3 separate regions of the Mus musculus genome follow, and regions 2 and 3 are each linked to region 1. A link is a loop called in an ENCODE intact Hi-C map of the cell type or tissue named here. Cell type or tissue: heart. All regions are shown on one strand.

What was found. Hi-C counts contacts between places; a loop is a spot of excess contacts. Peaks named below come from ENCODE experiments on the same cell type or tissue, not always from the same donor. Only the 100,000 strongest peaks of a DNase experiment are listed, where the experiment ranks them.
Region 2: a loop joins it to region 1, with 2.4 times the contacts of the local background. A loop is called at or near these places in 22 of 42 quality-filtered maps.
Region 3: a loop joins it to region 1, with 2.1 times the contacts of the local background. A loop is called at or near these places in 3 of 42 quality-filtered maps.

Annotation. Positions count from the first base shown.
Region 1 is chr3:121,955,943-121,958,442 of GRCm38, forward strand. It overlaps a transcript of Arhgap29 not described here. Among named protein-coding and RNA genes, the nearest start is that of Arhgap29, 11 kb to the right of the region's middle. In heart, a CTCF peak has its summit at 1,041 (motif pointing right); no DNase peak of the experiment used is centred here.
Region 2 is chr3:122,120,890-122,123,389 of GRCm38, forward strand. Abca4 (ATP-binding cassette, sub-family A (ABC1), member 4) reads left to right here. Exons shown (of 50, transcript NM_007378.1): 19 at 742-916. All of the region lies in intron 2 of Gm40138 (a long non-coding RNA gene), which reads right to left. Among named protein-coding and RNA genes, the nearest start is that of Gm40138, 4.3 kb to the right of the region's middle. In heart, a CTCF peak has its summit at 1,345 (motif pointing left); a DNase peak (open chromatin) is centred at 1,422; H3K4me3 peaks cover 738 bases; H3K27ac peaks cover 2,413 bases.
Region 3 is chr3:122,272,814-122,275,313 of GRCm38, forward strand. Dnttip2 (deoxynucleotidyltransferase, terminal, interacting protein 2) reads left to right here and starts at 1,601. Exons shown (of 7, transcript NM_153806.1): 1 at 1,601-1,665; 2 at 2,385-2,500. The coding sequence starts at 1,606. In heart, CTCF peaks have their summits at 1,327 and 1,529; a DNase peak (open chromatin) is centred at 1,518; H3K4me3 peaks cover 1,777 bases; H3K27ac peaks cover 1,207 bases.

The DNA of each region.
Region 1 (2,500 bases):
TCAGGTTTTTGCTTAATGTGCTTGGTCCTGTGCATACCAGCTGGCTTCCAAAGGGAAACTGGGAAGCAGAGAATGAAAGGAAATATCAGAGTCAGACTGGTAGGGAGACTCATGAGATCCCCAAAATACCTGGTATAAACCAAAACAAAATAATTTTTAATATGGAAAATTTTCAAGCATGTATGAAAATAGACCAAATAATATAAAAAATTCCTCCATACCCAGCCTTAGCCTCCCAGTATATTGATTTATGACCATCCTTTCCTCCCAGTACCAGCGGTAGAACCTAGGACCTCAGGCATACTGGGCATGCTTTACTACTGAGCACTTCTAAGGTATATCTTTGATTTTGCTGAATTGCTAAATTGCTGAATTTATTATCCTGCAACTGAACTATCTAGGATTGTAGGCATGTATCACAAAGCCTGACCAGTCTTCTATTTTTTACCCCTCTTCATTCAATCCTTCATATTATTTGGACATAAACCATAGACATCATGTTATTTTATCCATAAATATTTAGCATATACTTTCAAAAAGAAAGATTATTAAATATAACGTCAACATTTTTCATAATTCAGTTTAGTGTTTAGTCAAATTATAGGTCATTTTTTAATAGCTTGAATCAAGGTACAGATAAGGTTTATATACTGTAATTGATACATACACTGATATGCATATATAATTAATTGACATATAATTTACATAAAATGGAATTTATGTTTCATATGTCAAAACTTTGAGTTTTGACAAATGATTTGTGCCCATGCTTCCATCATTCTAAAATGTATTTATGGTTATGCTAATCCTCAAGTTCTCAGGCAACCAGTTACACTGCTTTTTGCCACTAAATTCCAGCTTTCGTATCTCCAAAGTTTCATATAAATGTAATTACGTTAATATAACTAAATAGTTTTTCTGTATTTTTGACCCGGCTTTTTTGATTTGGTATGCTGCTTTAATTGTTTTTAGCTTCCTTTTTATGTGTGTGAGTGCCTTACCCGAGTATGTGCTTGTGTAGCACGGGCAGGCCTGGTGCCTGTAAAGGCCAGAAGAGGGTGCCAGAGTCCCTGGAACTGGAGGGATGATAGTTGAAAGCTGCCGTGTGGGGTCTGTGAACCCAACCCCAGAGCCTTACAAGAGCAGCAAGTGCTCTGAACCAAGGCCCTGTCTCCCAGGCCCTAGCATAATGCTTTTAAGATTCATTGAAGAGTTCTTGCTATGTCTCGGACACTTTTGTTAAGTGTAGGATTGCCCTTTAAGACTGTGGCACACTCTTTTGACTTGTCTATTGAGGGATATTGGCTGTTTGCAGTTTCTGAATACTTTGAAAATCCTTGTGAACAAGATTTGGGATGAATGCATGTTTTCATTTCTTTTGGATCTATAAATGGGAAAATTTAACTAAGAAGCTGCCAGATTGTTTCCTCTGATTTGTGTACCGTGTATAGCAGTACTATATTGCAGTTACTGCTGATCTACATGCTGAATAGCATGCAATATTTTGGTTTAGCTGAAATTTGAATTTCTTGTGGTTAGTATCTCGGTCTAGTTTTTTGGTTATCGGTCACTACTCCAAGTGTGTATTCCCACTGGGTGTCACCTTCTATAAAGTATTCCTTCATTAGTTATTGTGAGCTTACTTATTTTGTAAGAGTTCTTGATATAATTTAGATAAAACTCTTTGTTACTCCTCCCTCCCCCCATTTTAGCTTGTACTTTCTATTTTAAAAAGATCTTAGAAGAATATAAGTTAATTTTCATCCAGTTTGCCAAGGTGTTCTTTTCTGGTTCTTGCTTTTTGAGTATGTCTGAGAAATCATTGCCTGGGGTTTTTCCTATAGTTTCAAAAAGCATTTTGGAATTTTGGGGCACAGATGGTGAATATTTTAGGCTTGACAGCTATACTGACTCAACTGCTTAACACTGTTCCCGTGAAAAGAAATTTTATAAATAATACATAAACATGGTTGTAATCCTAAGAATAATCTTCAAAAAATAGACATCTGCTTCTTTTCTCCTAAATTTGAGGAAGTAGTGTTTTAGATTCTATGTTTATTTTGTTTTTTTTTTCTATGTAGGTTGCTATACTGTGGTTTAAGGTTGATACTCTTTTCATTGCATATGGGTATCAAGTACTTATCGAAAGAGCAGCTTTCCTTCTGTGAAAGCTCAGTTACTCCATATGTTTGGTTTTACTTTTGGAGTCTGTCCTGTTGGTATATATATCACTAGGCCAGAAATCACACTGTCTTGATTCTTGTACTTGAACAGTAGTAAATCTTGAGGTAAAACTGTCCTAAGTTCCCCAATTTCTTCTTAAAATTGTTTTGGTTTTTTCATATATTTAGCATTTTAATATAAAGTTTAAGCTCAGGCTGAGTGTAATTCCAGCACTTGTGAGGCAGAGGCAGGTGGAGCTCTGTGAATTTGAAGCCAGCCTGGTCTACATAATGAGTTCCAGGAAACCTAGAGATATTTAGTGAGACTCTGTCTCAAA
Region 2 (2,500 bases), 160 kb after region 1:
ATGATAAGGTTCCATTTCAGCTTTAGTTGTGGCCAGGAGACACAGGCAGACAATGCAACGGGAGTTGGGGACAGAGCAAGGGACCATTAGTTAATTAGACTTAATACTCTGACAGTAATCTTGACTCTATAAGTGAACTTCGGAAAAGATGCTGTGGTGGGGGGTGGGGGGTCACGGGGAGGGGGAGAGTAGGTTGGTTGATACTGGAAAGGGCACGGAGCATGGGGAGGAAGGAGTTACGATGAGGAAGAGTAGGTTGTCCTGGCTTGAGGAGTCAGGGCTGGTGCCAGAAACCTATGAAGATCCGATAGACTGAGCCTTGAAGCAAAGACGGAACTCGGGGTTAACTCAATAATAGACAGGAGCTATTTCAGATGGGTATGGACCCTGGGCCCATACTTGCCACTTGTACACCATGTAGCCTTGATAGAACACTTGATGTCTCTCAGTCTTGGGCTTTCTAACCTATTGAAAAGAGCCTAGTTATATCTACCTATAGGACTATATGTGTGAAGTGAGGGATTTGTTGGGAAACATTGGAAACAGTGCCTAACTCACAGTAAGTGTGAAATCTATGGCCAGTGCAACTATGACTACTCCTGTTTTGATCTTCTTCACAAAGCTGCAGCCACATGGGCAGGTGAAGTTACAGCCAGAGCACAGGTCTGAAGGAAGCAGTGTGTTCATGAAGCACGGCGTCATTAACATGTGGTGTTTCTACAATGTGTTTTTCCCTCCAAGACTCCTTTTTTGAACGCGAGCTTCCAGGGCTGGTGCCTGGTGTGTGTGTGAAGAACCTGGTGAAGGTTTTTGAGCCCAGTGGCCGGCCAGCTGTGGACCGTCTGAACATCACTTTCTATGAGAACCAAATCACGGCGTTCCTGGGTCACAACGGAGCGGGAAAGACCACCACCTTGTGAGTTCTCTGCCAGAGAGGCTGTCTCCCATCCTATCATTCCCCGGCTTCATTCTCTCTCCCCAATAACTCCACTCTGTTCTTCCTTACTGAATTTCGGTGGAAACATATACACTCACACACACCTCCCACGGTGAGGATAAAAAGCCGTGGCTGCCCATGTCCCCGGGCTATTTTTATGTAGCACTCCGTTTCCTACCAATTAATAATTAGGATGCTTTAGTGCTGGTGTGGGACCTCTGATGGGATGGCTACCTTTCTGAGAAAGTGTAGGGAGAACAGTGAAGTAGACTCGCTGCCTGGCAGAAGGCCAAGGGCAGGAAGCTTTGAGGCTCTGGGTGGACTCCTCCATCCATCCTTTAGTTCTGGAAGGGGTGCGAGCGCCACCTGCTGAGAACAGGCAGTCAGGGCTCCGGTGCAGACCTCCGATGGGCCGATGGGCCGGTGGAGGAGGGGTAGGGGTCAACAAGCCATGTGACAGCAGCCATCAAATCCTTGGCTTGCAGAGCCCCGGGAAGGAACAGCAGTGTACACCCTGCTCCGGAATGTGCTCCCGGGCCTTTCAATGGGAATGGAATGCGGGGCTGGTGCCATTGGGCTTGGTACTGTTTCCCTCTAGTGGTTGATCAACATTTCAGCTTCGAAGTACAGGTTCAGATAGCATGCGATTTTATCAGAACTTGGGACAGAACTGGGCGTGGCATCCTAAGGCTATCTCCTTGCTAACTCACGTGGTGGGAGGACAGGAAACTCCATTCGAGACCCCAGGACCTCTAGAAGACAAACACATTACTTCACTCAGTGCAGAAACTAAACTTCCACTGGGGTCGGAACACAAGCGCTGTCCTAATGCTGGGAATAGCATAACATTTTAAGTTTCACTTTGTGCTGGGGCCTGTTTTTGTTTTGTTTTGTTTTTCAAGCATGTTCGATTCACTTAACTTAGACAACTACCCAAGCAGGTGGGAGACATGTTTTGTATAATTGAAGAAAGAAAAGAGAAATCACAACATTGTTCACATTTTTACATTTGGAATTCCCAAACGAATTTGTTTGTGTTAGCCAGTCAGCAGACAGGCTGCCCAGCTTCTCACTGGCATCAACTGAGCTTTGGAGAGTCACCAACCCTGCTTCTCCACTGTCAAGGGCTGCACGCCCAGGCAAAGCAGTGGGGCTGGGTCCTAAATCCCTTTAACTGACCACAACTGTGACTACGACAGTGGCCACAATGGCTGGCCACATCAATAGCCACGGAGCAACCACTATGACAGACCTTCACGGTGGACACTACCGCTGACCACAGAGTAAAACAACAGTGAACACTGTAGCTGACCACATCCGTGAATATCACTCTGACAGACAGTCATAATGGGCACCACAACTGACCACCACAGTGGCCATCCAGTGGGCACTACAACTGACCGCTGCAATGATGGCTGGGTGATGATGGGGTGGGGTGTCTGAGTCTGGGAATCCCCGAGGCTCTTGATACTGGCCCAGGAACACTTGGAAATAAAAAGTAGAGAAAGAAGGCCCTTGTGGTCTAGGCACTAGGACTTGAAGCAAGGCACTGGTGCTAAGTAA
Region 3 (2,500 bases), 320 kb after region 1:
TGCTCTTCCAGAGGTCCTGAGTTCAATTCCCAGCAACCACATGGTGGCTCACAACCATCTGTAATGAGATCTGATGCCTTCCCCCTCTTCTGGTGCGGCTGAAGACAACTACAGTGTACTGATATAAATAAATAAATAAATCTTTTTTTAAAATGCATAATAAAAATACATGGAAGATCAGTACCTCCCCCAGAAAGAACAAGATAGAAGAACCCTTTAAAGCCTAAACTGAAAAGTAACAGCCCGCACTTGTCATAGGGTTTTTCACTAAGCCCAGCCTGTCAAGAGCTTGAAGATTCTTGTCTTCAAGTTCCACAAATGCGCAGGAACTCGTTTTCTTGTTCTTCACTTTCTTGTTCTCTCACTCCTAAAGATAGGCTGTTTCCTCAGGGCACACAATGGCTGTGTGGAAACCAGAGACCACAGTTCTCCAGGAAAACAAAAACAAAAAAAAACCCTATTTTACTAAGTAAGCATGAGGCTAGTGTTTTAAGACAACATCTAACAATCAAAAGTTGGTTACTACGTATACCTGGCTCCAAGGAGAGCAATTTAATGTAGAAGTAATGTATCCATGGAAAGATAGGTTTTTAGGAAAAATTTTGTGTTAAAAAGTGAAGGAAAACGAACCCCCCCTTTTTTTTTTCTTGCTTCCAACACTAATTCCTTTACCCCCTCCTCGATTCCTTTGTAGCCTTTCAACATATTCTAGTTCTCCATCTTTCATCCAACAAAACAAAAACTAAAACACCTCAGCCAGGTGCTGTGGCCCATGGATCCCAACACTTGGGAGGCAGATGGATATCTGTGAGTTCAGGATCAGGCTGGTCTAAATAGTGAGTTCTAGGGCAGCCAGGGCCATGTAGAGAGATCTTGTCTCAAAACAAAAATCCTAAAACTCTTTTGATTCTGGCTAGTCTCTTACTTCCATTGTAAAAAAACAAAAAACTTTAATCCCCGTCCTTCACAACGTCTTTCACCTTTTTTATTTAAAAAAAAAAAAAAAAAAAAAAAAAAAAAAAAAAAAGGCGTACTTCAAATCCCGAGACATTTTAGTTAAATCCCACAGCTTTCTAATTATTCTCCGAAAACTTGGGTGCATTTAACATACATCCTTGTATCCCAATCAAATATCGGAATCTCATTTATTAAGTTATTAAAATACTGTTTTCTAAAAGGACTAAATAAAGTCTCCTTTGGCTTCCGTAAAGACTTACGCCAAAGATCTCACAATTACTGCACGGGGGTGGGGGGTGAGGGGGATGGAAAGCAGAGTAAATGATGCGACTTCCCATTTTGTGTTAAACGGCGAGGAGGTCCTCCTCGCTGAGGACCGCACAGCGGACGAGCTGGGAACTGGAGGCGGAGCTGCTTTTGCCCCCCCCCCCCCCCAACACACACACCCCACCCCCCCACCCCCCGCTGACCCGCACTAGTCCGATGGCGGAGACCGCTGGCCAGAACTGCAGTGGAGCCGGGGAAGGAACGATTCTCCCGAGCCGCGGTTTCCGCAGGGAAACCTAAGCGAGTTCCTGTTTCGACGCACTTCCGAAGCGTCGGAACAGAGGAAGCCGCGCTGGCTGCCGGGAATCCGGAGTCGGAAAGATGGTGGTCACCAGGTCCGGGCTCTCCCGGACCAGGCTCCAAGAAAGCTCCCAGCAGAAGGTGAGCTGGGTCTCAGGTTCTCCGGGTCTCCTCGCCGCTGAGCAGAGCGGCTCGGCAGGGCGGAGGAGAGCGACGAGGAACCGAGCGGGTCGCGCGTGGTACTGCGCCGGACTGGCTCGGACCTGGGGGTCTTTCAGGGCTCTTACGGGAGTTTCGGTAGCGTGCCCTGCGCAGGCGAGGCCTTTTAAGTTTACTGTTAGGACAGTACCGGGGAAAGTTAATGCCCGCCACCTCGACCAAGCCTGGTTTGGGGGATAGGAGGAGCACCGTTTTCACGTGGAGAGACTGGCATGGCCGAGCACTAACCCCTCCGGCAACTGAAGGGCGGCGGTGGCGTCACTCAGAGCCTCTGGTTGTCTTCTGGTGCTATGCTCTTTAGATTGTGTGGTAAGGGCTATAGAGCAGCCCTTTCCTGTTGTAGAAATCCAGGCAAGTATCGGATTACCTTACACACTCCTAAACACGTGCTCAATTAGTATTCAACTCCCCCCCCTCCCTGCGCTTCTATAAATGATTTAAAATTTACCTCCTCTTTCTTTAAGTAGAGAAAGTTTTTTTAGTTCTGCTTTCTGAAGCCTAGGATGAGGCAAGTAAAAGAAATATCTTATCGTGAGTTTGTCTTCGTTTTGTACCTTCTTGAGTTTTGTTCCTTAGGCCATGCCACCTTTACCCTTGTCCCTGCCCTATCTACACTATATTGTGTTTGTTTTGGTTTTCAGAGGTCTGCTCCTCGGAGAATTGGGACACATCTAGAAAGCACAAAGGAATCGGGATCCGATGGCAGCACAGCTGAATCGCAGCCTGCTGAGAAACAGCACTCACGCAGCAGCAGCAG